Regions from separate parts of the Homo sapiens genome. Here region 2 is linked to region 1. Evidence: chromatin contacts called from ENCODE Hi-C or POLR2A ChIA-PET data. All regions are on one chromosome and are shown on one strand. Each heading gives the region's core, a stretch centred on a gene start or an enhancer-like site at or near the end of the contact. The rest is flanking DNA. Distances are from core to core; before and after follow the strand shown. Region 1 overlaps CACUL1 (CDK2 associated cullin domain 1). Region 2 overlaps LINC03036 (long intergenic non-protein coding RNA 3036).

Region 1 (6,379 bases), core at 1,141-3,640:
CAGGGGTGTCCAGTCTTTTGGCTCCCCTGGCCCACACTAGAAGAAGAACTGTCTTGGGCCACACATAAAATACACTAACGACAGCTGATGAGCTTAAAAAAAAATTGCAAAAAAACTCGTTTTAAGAAAATTTACAGGCTGGCACAGTGGCTCACGCCTGTAATCCCAACACTTTGGGAGGCTGAGGCAGGTGGAACACAAGGTCAGGAGTTCAAGACCAACCTGGCCAACTTGGTGAAACCCCCGTCTCTACTAAAAATACAAAAAAATTGGCTAGGCGTGGCGGCAGGCGCCTGTAATCCCAGCTACTCAGGAGGCTGAGGCAGAGAATTGCTTGAACCTGGGAGGCGGAGGCTGCAGTGAGCCAAGATCCCGCTACTGCACTCCAGCTTGGGTAACACAGCGAGACACTATCTAATAAAAAAAAAAGTTTACGAATTTGTGTTGGGCAGCATTCAAAGCCATACTAGGCCGCATGCGGCCCGCAGGCCATGGGTTGAACAAGCTTGGCATAGACAAATGCTAAGCATTTCAGAAAATCATGTTGCTTTAAAATGCAGTGTTTAAAAATTTAAATTCTAAGTGTTAGGTTTTCAAAGTTCTCTCTATTAATCCATCTTCCTAACCTTTTCACCATTTTGGCCTCCAATTAGCCTTGCTCCCACTAACTCTTCGTATTCAACCACATATTCATTATGTGGTCAAGTATATACATTTGCAAACAACTCCTACCATAACTGAAATCCCCTATGTCAAATTTGATAAAGAAATGATAAATATAATACAAAGATATATACATAAAATGTACAGAAATTAATTTGAAATAAATTTAAAATGATTTTAGGAAAACAGTGTTTAAAACTTAAAAGATTTTCTAGTTAATCTCCCCTTTTAAGGAAAAAGAAATGGGAGTTTGGGGGTGGTAACTTGAGAGAGAAAAGAGTACTGAGCATTTAGTAAGTGCTACGTACTTTACATATATTTAATTCTCACAAGCTTTATCATCTACCTTTTTATTTTTAACAAGTGAGGAAACTGAGGCCAAAATAAAAACTCATCACTGAATAATTCATCTGAAGTCACAGAGCTAGCTAGAGGCAGAAGAAGTTTGAGAACTTGTGTTTCACTCTAAATTCTGTACTCTACTTCACCATACCAACACTGAAATGCTTGCTTATACGCAACAATCATCCCACAGATATCAATAAGCCGTATAGTTTAAACACTAGAATAGATAACTTCTAATCCTAAAATCTAGACAGGTTAAGTGTCTTGCTGAAAGTCACACACCTTTTGATACCTGAATTGGGACCAGAACCAAGCTCCTCTGCTCTTTCAAGTATTCCTCAGTGCTACACACTTGCTCAGGAGACTCTCTCCTTTATTAATGTGAAAAGCAATTCATAAAACTGAAAATACTCTTGGCTTCAAAAAATTTCAAACTACAATGGTTTGATCTAAAAGGCAGAACTGCCTAAGAAAATTAACTAAAACGTAACTATTTAGAACACTGTGCAAACTGAACTATAAATCTGCTGCTGCAAAAGTCAACACACTATATTTTCCCAGGAAATTTTCTATCATTAATTAACCCCATGCTACACATTTGTTACATTTGCTCAGAATCACCAACATACGACGTAAATACTTTAACAATAGAGCCTAGTAGTTTACTTTCAGCCAAAAATAGAAGCCACTTTATTTTATAAGCAAATATGCATAAAAATGATTATACCATGGAGCCGATAGAAAACTAGTTTTATTCCCAGTAAGAAGTCATTGTCTTCATTCATGAAACATACTAATAATGAATAATATGGGGCAATCAAGAACTGATTCTTTATTAACAGACAGTATTCATTTTACATTTTTGTGTTGTTTTTAAGACGTGGCTCCCAAATTCTTCTGACAAACCTCTTTTGCTTTTTTTTTTTTTTTTGAGACGGAGTCTCACTCTGTAGCCAGGCTGGAGTGCAGTGGCGATCTTGGCTCACTGCAACCTCTGACTCCTGGGTTCAAGTGATTCTCCTGCCTCAGCCTCCCAAGTAGCTGGGATTACAGGCACGTGCCACCACACCCGGCTAATTTTTGTATTTTTAGTAGAGACAGGGTTTCACCATGTTGACCAGGCTGGTCTCGATCTCCTGACCTCAAGTGATCCGCCTGCCTCGGCCTCCCAAAGTGCTGGGATTACAGGTGTGAGCCATCGCGCCCAGCCGACATGCCTTTTATCAAGAGGTGGGATACATTCCTCTCCTGGAATTTGGGCTCTGTGACCCTCGCCCAGCAGAATACAGCAAAAGTGGCACTGTGCCAGTTTCTGAGCCGAGGACCTAAGATACCAGCAATTTCCATTTCCTGTATCTTGAGATACTCACTCATGAAGGAAACACAGAGGAACCAAAAGCTAGCACCAACCTACCAGCCACGTGAATGAGTCACACTGAAAGTGCCAGCCCCCAGCTGAGCCACATCAGACAATGCTGAGCAGAACAGAGATAAGCTACCCCACCCCAAGCCCTCCCAAACTGCAGAGCAAAATAAAAGACTGTTGTTTTAAGCCACTGTATTTTTGGATGATTTGTTATACACCGATAATAAATGGAACACTAGTTTTCCAGATCTATCTGAAGCCACGGGAAGGAAATTACTGATCAGATTGTAGAAAGTTACAGAAATTGAATGTAGTTATTTTTTTGCTGCAGTAAAGGGGTAAGTAATATAAAAATGTGTAAGTAGAAACGACATTAATAGCTGTGCTATTCTGGTTTAAACTTTAACCTCTCTTTGTCTCCGTTTCTCCATCTATAAAATGGAGGTAATGACTATACCTATCTTATAGGGTTAGGAGAATTAAATACTTGTAAAATATAGGTCCTACCACATACAAGCAGTGCATGTGTGTTTAAAAACCTTTTGATGATCACCCACATAATACAGTTAAACATTGTCCCTTGTTGTTCTGAAGCCCAAACCAATGAGGCCAGTTATCACTTCTCTAAGTACAATGCCTAACAACTGCTCAATAAGTATCTGATAAACTCAGTTTTTTCCAATTTACCAAAGCTTAAGGACCTTTTCTGTTTACTTGGAAATAAAAAGGTATATCCACCTTTAAGTGTAATTTTTATTGAAAACCGGACAACATGATTATGATTATGTTTTCTCTCACCAGCTCTGGACTACTATATTCTCTCTTGAATATTCTCTTTGCATACGTCCAATAAAATTAGTTTCCAAATTACTGGCAAATATAAAAATATATTTACAAACTAGACCGGCTTTTTCTACCAAATGGTAGCATTTCTCTACAGAATTTTACCAAGATTTCAAAATGCTCTATCTTGTCATGAAAGCAAAAAGACAATGTCAGTATCAGGAAATACTTAAGTGGTTATAATACCTGGAATACCTCATGAGACAATTTTTTTTTTTTGAGACAGGAGTCTTGCTCTGTCGCCCAGGCTGGAGTGCAGTGACGCGATCTCGGCTCACTGCAAGCTCCGCATCCCGGGTTCACGCCATTCCCCCTGCCTCAGCCTCCCAAGTAGCTGGGACTACAGGCGCCCGCCACCATGCCCGGCTAATTTTTTTTTGTATTTTCAGTAGAGACGGGGTTTCACCGTGTTAGCCAGGATGATCTCAATCTCCTGACCTCGTGATCCGCCGGCCTCAGCCTCCCAAAGCGCTGGGATTACAGGCGTGAGCCACTGCGCCCGGCCAAGACAATGTTTAAAGATGTTGATAAACATCTCCCAGCCTTACAAAAAAAAATGGGAACATAATAATGAAATGTATATTATCTTCAACTACACTATTCTTTGAAAAAAAAACCCTGCCTTTCTAAACTTGCCCCATGCTTGATAATTCCTTCACTTAATTCAGCATCAAAAATGAAAAAAAAAAAGTTTATGGTCAAGCTTAGAACAATTCTTTTGTAGATTCTGGTAAAAGTTCATTGTGGTGAACGCTAATTACGGCTCAAAGGAAAGCAAAAATACATACTGCCAACCCAAATATGTGCCACATTCGAAAAAATGACTTGATGTGTCACATAAGATAGGAGCTTTAAAAGGACGCTGAGGACACTGAGACATTAGGTTACAGGGACTTCCTAACTCCACCTGGAGAAGTATATTCTTTCAGGAAAGGTAGAATGAGATGCTACCTACTGCGAGGGGGAAGAGGACTCAAGAATGGGAAGAGGAGAGGCCAGGTGCAGTGGCTCACGCCTGTAATCCCAGCACTTTGGGAGGCCGAGATGGGTGGATCACGAGGTCAAAAGATTGAGACCATCCTGGCCAACATGGTGAAACCCCATCTCTACTAAAAATAGAAAAAATTAACCAGGCATGGTTGCGGGCACCTGTAATCCCAGCTACTCGGGAGGCTGAGGCAGGAGAATGGCGTGAACCCGAGAGGCAGAGCTTGCAGTGAGCCGAGATCACACCACTGCACTCCAGTCTAGGCGACAGAGCGAGACTCCGTCTCAAAAAAAAAAAAAAAAAAAGAATGGGAAGAGGAGAAACGAACTGAGCTTAATGTTCTTAATAATCTACACAGGCACATGAAATATTTTACAAATCCTAATTCACAGGAGAGAAAACTCAGGGCCACAAGAGGCAAAGACGTTTGCCTAAAATAGAGAATAAATGACAGAACCAGACTAGAGAAGAGTTTCTGCACTAGAGTAAAAATCAGAGGATTCTGTACTACCATTTCAAAAAAATAACACTGTATTCCTTCTAGAGTTACTAGTAGTAAAGTTAGAAGTGAACTTCCTAATAATACTTTCCCTACTGTCAGGAAAAAGGGGCGGCGGGGAGGGGGCAACAAGTTCTCAGGGCAGACACAAGGGCACTGTCCAATGACCTGGTCAAGGTGCTCACAGCTCACCGGGTGACCTTCAAGTCCCATTTTTAATTCTGCAGTGTCTCAGGTGGGCTTCAACACTTCCTGCTATCTGGTTCAGAAGATGTTAACATTGGGGTTTACGTGACAATGCTCTCAGACCAAAAAAAAAAGAAAAAGGAAAGATCATTGCTAGTGTTATCTCACCCGTATAAGCTGAATTACTTACGCATTAGGCTGTAAATGTGCTTTTCTGCAACATGTTCCGTAAACAGCTTTATAAGGTCATCTTTTAAGTCTCTGTTAAGCTTGGTTTCGATGTAAAACTTATTCTGAAAAATAAAATAAAATCTTTTTTTGTGTATTAATTGGGGAAATGATTAGTCTAATGAACTGGAGCACTAAATATTTTAGAAAACAATGCATAAAGGCATCAATTAAAGCAGAAAAACTCAACATCCAACAACAAAAGCCATGCAACTATTAGTTACTTGTCTTTCTGGCACGGGGTGGAAAGCATAAAAAAATGTTTTGAACTATACATCTTCAAAAGAACACTGGGAGATACCAACATTAACTAGACAGGGATGTACAAACATTGTAGAATCACACTGTGTGGAATACCCTTTAAAAATACATCACCAAAAGACAACATGAGAAACACTAATGAAAAGTACCCCATTTATCAATGATCTGGGTTGAAAGCAGGCTGTGGACATGCACTCGTTGACTCCCCAGCACACACTCAATTTCACTGATTAAGTCATTCAGCTTCTGGCATTCCCTGGGGACCACCTTTGGTTCAGAAGTAGACACTCAAGGCAGCCCAAGCAGACTTAGAGAAATTGTGGTGTGAGGGAAAAATCTCCTGCAGTCATCTTATAACCATGAGGGGAATGTCAGGCCTCTGAGCCCAAGCCTGCATGTATACATCCAGATGGCCTAACGCAACTGAAAAATCACAAAAGAAGTGAAAATGGCCGGTTTCTGCCTTAACTGAGGACATTATCTTGTGAAATGCCTTCTCCTGGACAATGAGTCTCAGAAGCTCCCTGCGGAGCTCCTGGGCCGAGCACCTTGTGACCCCTGCCCACCACAGAACAACCCCTTTGACTGTAATTTTCCACTACCTACACAAATCCTATAAAACTGCCCCAGCTCATCTCCCTTCGCTGATTCTTTTCGGATTCAGCCCACCTGCACCCAGGTGATTAAAAAGCTTTATTGCTCACACAAAAGCCTGTTGGTGGTCTCTTCACAAAGACGCCCGTGACAGGGAACAGGATAAAACCGATGTTACGGAGAGCAGAGAGACCAAAAATCAAGTCCTTAGTAATACTATTGAACCACAGATTCAACCAACCCTGGACACAGCCTTATTTCTGGAGTTTTATTATAAGAGATAATACTCTTCATTATTTACTTAAATCACTTTGAATCATGTTTTCTGTTTCTTGCAGCTGAAATCCTGACTAGAATTACTGGCAAGTCAAAGTTTTTCTTTTTTCTTTTTTTTTTTTTTGAGACA
Region 2 (5,613 bases), core at 670-3,169, 140 kb after region 1:
GGCCTATAAAGCCTAAAATATTTCCTATCTGATCCTTTACAAAAAAGGTTTGTTGATCCCTGCTTTAGGGGATATACAGGAAGAAGTGTGATCCCTGCCTTCATGGAGTTAGCCTTGTAGGGAAGACAAGTAATGACACACACATACAAACACAAGTAAGAATTACATTTGTGTTACGTGCTGTGAATAAGTACCAGTAAAACCAGTACAATCAGGGAGGCTGAGCAAAGCTTCCTTGAGGAAATGATATTGATGCTGAGGCTTGAAAGAGGAACGGAATTGACCAGGCGAACCTTGCAGGAAGAGCTGACCAAGCACCAGAGTTATGTGTGTGAAGGTCCCTTTCTTAGTCAACTCAGGCTGCTATAACAAATTACCATAGACTCGGAAGCTTATAAACAACAAATTTATTTCTCACAGTTCTGGAAGCTGGAAGTTGGAGATCAGGATGCCAGCATAGTTGGGTTTTGGTGAGCGCCCTCTTCTTGGTTATAGAATTCCAACTTTTCATTCTCCCACGGTGAAAAGAGGGTGAGCTAGCTCTCTGGTTTTTTCTTATAAAGCCACTAATACTAATCCCACCCATAAGGGATCTATCTACCCTCATCACCTGATTACCACCCAAAGGCTCCTTCTCCAAATACCATCACATTGGGGATTGAGTCTCAATGTATGAATCTGAGGGGGACAAACGTTCAGTGCATAACAGCCCCCAAAGCTGGAAGGAGATCAGCAGGGTGAGCAAGGGGTAGGGGTGGATAGCACGAAGCCTGGGGAGGAGGAAGGGATGGGGCCAGGCCCTCCCACCAGGTGAGGAGGTAGGTCTGTATCCTAAGAGGACCGGGTTAGCCACTAAAATCCTTAAGCATAGACTACATAATTACACTGGCATTTTGAGGCAATTGGTTTGTTGATTGTGTAGACAGTGTGGAGAGTAGATTGGACAAGGACAGAGTGGAAATGGGTGGACGAGTTTGGAAGTCCCTCCAGGTGAGAAGTGATGGTGACTCAGACTTAGGAGGGCAGGGGAGAGAGAAAACTGGACCATTTCCAAATGCAGGCTTAGATTAGGTTCCGTGTGGACTCAGGGGGGACCTGGGAGAAGAGGGGCTCTGGGGGTGGGGCAGAGGTCATGGCCAGGAGGAAAGGAGTCTTTACAGGTCACTTCCCTAATTTGCCATGCCTCCTGCCTGTCCATCACAACCAGCTGATCCACCCTGTGCCAGCGAGCAGAGGCTCAGTCCCTGGGTCAGGCCCAGCTGGGGTGACCAACCATCCCATCTGCCCAGGATTGAGGGGTGTTCTGAGAGCCTTCAGCTAAATTGGGGTTCCAGTACCAGCACAGCTGGCAACCCTGCCCTAATGAGAAATGAAGAGGAGGTGAACATGTTGTTTACAGGACGCCTTTCACACGATCCTTCTACTTGTCGGATGGCCTAATGTCTGGTTATCCAACCTTCAAATGGAGGGTGCCTGGCATAGGAAATGTGTTTATGCTGGTAGACGATCTTGTGTCTTGTCTGACCTGTGTCCAGTTTGTGTCTACCTGACCGTCACTCTGGCCCTCCTGGAAGCCCAACCTTGTGTTTCTCACCACTCCCATGTCCCAGGGAAAACCCAGTGGGGTAGCCCCCAGTTCTTCAGATGGAAGGCGCAAGTTCGATACACGACCATGACAGGAAGTCAGTTCAAATATTTTTACTTACAGATCCGGGGCAGGGAAGGCACCATGGGTAAGGAGGGCAGTCCACTGTCCGTGGGTCATGGAATGCAGGAACAAAGAGTCAAGCAGAGGGAAAGAGACAGAGAGATACAGAGACAGAGAGAGACAGAGAGGCAAAGAGTAGTATATAAGGGAATAGGAAGTGAGTCACCTTAAGTTCATGGGCAGCTGTCTGAATGGCCCGTTTAAAGGAAGCAGCAGGAAGGCGGGGGCGGGGGAGCCCATCTGGTGGGCGGGAGAGAGGCCTCTAAGTTCTCACCTGGAGCCGCGGCTTGAGTCATTTGGGTGTGGAGCTGGAAACTGTCTCAAGAGTCTCAAGAGTAACTGAGCCCTGCTTCTGGTAGGAGAAAGTTAAATGTGTATCCAAGATGGATGCTGAGGCAACATAAAATTATAAGAATTCACTGCAAAGGTTTCCCAGGGCACAGGACTTTCAGTGTTGGTCAACCGAGGCCCATGTCCATGTCTCTTTATTGAGAGGAAGGTCAACAGCCTTGGTGGGTAGCTTGGGAAGGGTAAGGCTACATGGCCAGAGGGTGGGCTGAGTGCACATTGCCTTGGTTCCGGGCCAGTTTGAACTCATTTCTTGAATATTGAAGGGCCCCGGCTCCACCTGCACAGCGTTCTCCAGTGACAGAGTGCTTTTGTGACTGTCGTCTCTCTGGGCCCCACAACAGCCACATAGGATGAAGAGAACCAGTCAGGTGTAGGAGCCATATATTATGGATGAGGAAATTTTGGCTGGTGTGTGTTGGGTGGGGGACTGTTAAGTGGTTCACCTGAGTGACCCCAGTTGAGAAGGAGCCAAGTGAGAGTCAAAGCTGTGCCCCTGACCCCATCAGCTGTCCTGACCCCTGCGGCTCAGCTGCCCACTCTGGGCTGTCTGTGGAACCAAGTGTGGGCTCACCCCAGGGCCTTGGTGGGGAGACCGAAGTGCGCCCCCACACCCGGCCATAGAAAGCTCCCAGCCTCAAGGGCCAAAGAATGGTGTTCTCAAACTGCCATGCCACAGGACAAACTGAGCTCACTGAGGGGACAGGAGAAGAAACGTGGGGCCATGAGGTCTCGGGAAGAAAGGGTGCTGGTGGAGGAACCATGGAGGACAGAGCCTAGAGGAGTAATCAACCCCTGTGTCTCCTCATCCATGCCTTGAGGCACATGGGCCAAATCACAGCTTCCCACCGGCCTGAATGTGTGAATCACTGGGCAGCTTGTGGACAGGACAGATGCCCAGCCCCACCCCAGACCTGGAGAGAGTGATATGTCCAAGGAATCGCGGCCCAGGGCTTCCTGTTCTTCAAAGCTCAGCAAGTGGGTCTGACAAGGACTCAGGTCTGAAACCATTCTCCAGCCAGTATCTGTGGCTCTTCCCAGCTGTGCGAGTGCCTTGAAATCCATACCGTTTATGAACCTTCTGTCAGCAGATTTTAGGAGGCAGCCGCCTTATGAGATGAGTGATATTAATCCATCCATTTCACAGATTAGGAAATTGGCCCTAGCTGAGACCTGCTAGTTCGTGGCTCATTTCGCTCAGCCTTAATTCTATCCAGAGCCCCAGTTGTCTCAAACCCACACTTCTAAATGACCCTAATTCACAGGTTGGCAAACTCTTTCTGTAAAGGGCCAGACAGCAAATCTTTTAGCCTCTGCCATGCACACAGACCTCAATTGCAGCCTCTTAACTCTGCCGTCGCAGCACAAAAGCAATCTTGGACATTATATAAATGAATGGTTGTGTTCCAATAAAACTCTATAGACACAGAGGTAGAAGTTCATATGTTTTACATGGCACAAAATACTTTTTTTATTTTTTTCTCCCACCATTTAAAAATATATTTTAAAATTCTTAGCTCACAGGCTATACCAAAACAGGTCTAGATTTGGCCCACAGGCCACAATGTGTCAATGCCTGCATTAATCCACTCATGTATCAGTGATGGCAGCGGCAGGCCATCTGGAGCAGCCACTGCCATCACGCTGGCCACGCAAGGAGGCACAGCCAAGGCTGCATGCTTCGTGGAGCCAGCAGGAGCCGAGGACAAGTGAGAGCCCAGCCCCTTCCAAGTTGGGGTGGGAGCTCCCTGGGTGTTGCTGCAGCCGCCCAAGCCACGGCTGCTGACCCAGGTTCTTGGGGCCCAGGAGCAGGTGGGAGCCCCACCCTCCCAGGGACACAGTTGCAGCCACCCAAATCTTGGCTGTAAACCTGGGCCTCCCACTCCACGGAGCAGGCAGGAGCCCCAGCCTCCCAGGCATAGCTGCAGCCACCGAAACTGCAGCTGCAGACCTGGGCCTCGTGCTCCATGGATCAGGCAGGAGCCCAGCGCCCCCGGGTGCAGCTGCAGCCGCCCAAACCATGGCTGTGGAACCAGGCATCCCTGCTCTCTTGGGGGCCCAGGAAGGCCCAAGTACCCCCCGACCCCCTGCCGCTGCCACCCTCACCGGCTTGCAAGCGCCTGCTCCTGCTGCCTGGCTTCTCCCTGCTGTCAGTGCCTGCTCCAATCTCAGAGCAAAGTCAGGGCCAAGACTGGGTGCTGTTGTGGCCCAGCTGGGTGTGCACACACTCGGAGCAGTGCTGACATGCCAGCCCCCTGCCTCTTCAGCCCCCTCTGGACTTTGGGTGCCACGAACATAGGAGGGAAGCTGAGTGGGGGCTGAGGGCAGCTCGGCACTGGCCTGCAGGCACCCCTTGGCACCTACAGCCTGGGCACCAAGAACAGCAGCAGGAGGCAGACAGGTTCCTGGGTGGATGGGGATGGTCCTGGTGAGGCCCCACCTTTAGGCCAGGGAGGGCTGGGCTGCCAGTCCCACAGACTGGAGTGGGAACTTGTGGTGCCTTTTCCAGACCCACCTATGGCTGCCCATGGGCCAATCAGCATACACTTCCTCCCCTCTGAGGCCCATAAAAACCCCAGGCTTAGCCAGAGCTGAGCAGACATTGGGATGACCAGCTGCAGGGAGGAGCTACCCACTCTAGGGCCTCCTCTCTGCTGAGAGCTGCACAGATAATGGGAAGACCAGCTGCAGAGAGGAACTACCCTCTCTGCTGATAGCTGAACACTTGCCAGGACAACCTGCATAGCAGAGAGGAGCTACCCTCTCTGCTAGGAGCTGAACACTGGTCGGGACAACTTGCATAGCAGAGAGGAGCTACCCTCTCTTCTAGGAGCTGAACACTAGTCAGGACAACTTGCATAGCAGAGAGGATCTACCCTCTCTGCTGATAGCTGAACACCTGCCAGGACAACTTGCATAGCAGAGAGGAGCTACCCTCTCTGCTAGGAGCTGAACACTGGTTGGGACAACTTGCATAGCAGAGAGGAGCTACCCTCTCTGCTGATAGCTGAACACTTGCCAGGACAACTTGCATAGCAGAGAGGAGCTACCCTCTCTGCTAGGAGCTGAACACTGGTCGGGACACTCTGGCTGCAGAAAGGAGCTGCCCCCTGTAGGTTTCCTCTGAGCTATTCTATGGCTCAGTGAAGCTCCTCTTCAACGTAGTCACCCTCCACTTGTCTGCATACCTCATTCTTCCTGGTCACAGGGCAAGAACTTGGGGCCGGCTGAATGGTAAAACTAAAAGAGCTGTAACACAAACAGGGCTGAGACATGCCCCTTGCTCACCACATTGTGGGTGAGAAGGAAAGAAGAGCTACAGGATGGGCAAAGAGAAGGAAAGAAGAGCTACGGCCCTTCAGGGGCCCAGACTTGGGAGCTCCTGAACCAGGGCTGTGACTCACTCTTTGGGGCCCTGTGGTTCATGGTATCTCCAACCTTCAGGGCATCACTGTGTTCCCTTGGGCCAGCCATGGAAGCAGGTTGTGGTGTGCCTGGTCCTGCCATAACCTAGCAGTGAGCCGGCACCCATGCCAGCACCTGGAGCTGCCTGCCTT

What was found. A loop is a pair of places that touch in the nucleus more often than their neighbours do. ChIA-PET counts read pairs that join two places held with the same protein, here RNA polymerase II (POLR2A). Pooled maps may share reads with other maps.
Region 2: a pooled map shows a loop between it and region 1 (11-fold over the local background). The contact joins two enhancer-like sites. A Hi-C loop is called at or near these places in 7 of 50 pooled maps. POLR2A ChIA-PET finds 5 or more read pairs at or near these places in 2 of 52 experiments (Panc1 and activated T-cell).

What each region holds. Positions count from the first base shown.
Region 1 is chr10:118,696,226-118,702,604 of GRCh38, forward strand. CACUL1 (CDK2 associated cullin domain 1) reads right to left here. Exons shown (of 9, transcript NM_153810.5): 5 at 5,081-5,183. Among named protein-coding and RNA genes, the nearest start is that of CACUL1, 56 kb to the right of the region's middle. Within about 2 kb of position 2,391, at least 2 of the 41 ENCODE cell types and tissues checked have a DNase peak (open chromatin) inside an H3K27ac peak, as active enhancers do.
Region 2 is chr10:118,838,337-118,843,949 of GRCh38, forward strand. All of the region lies in intron 3 of LINC03036 (long intergenic non-protein coding RNA 3036), which reads right to left. Among named protein-coding and RNA genes, the nearest start is that of CACUL1, 86 kb to the left of the region's middle. RefSeq lists an enhancer at 5,113-5,613. Within about 2 kb of position 1,920, at least 2 of the 41 ENCODE cell types and tissues checked have a DNase peak (open chromatin) inside an H3K27ac peak, as active enhancers do.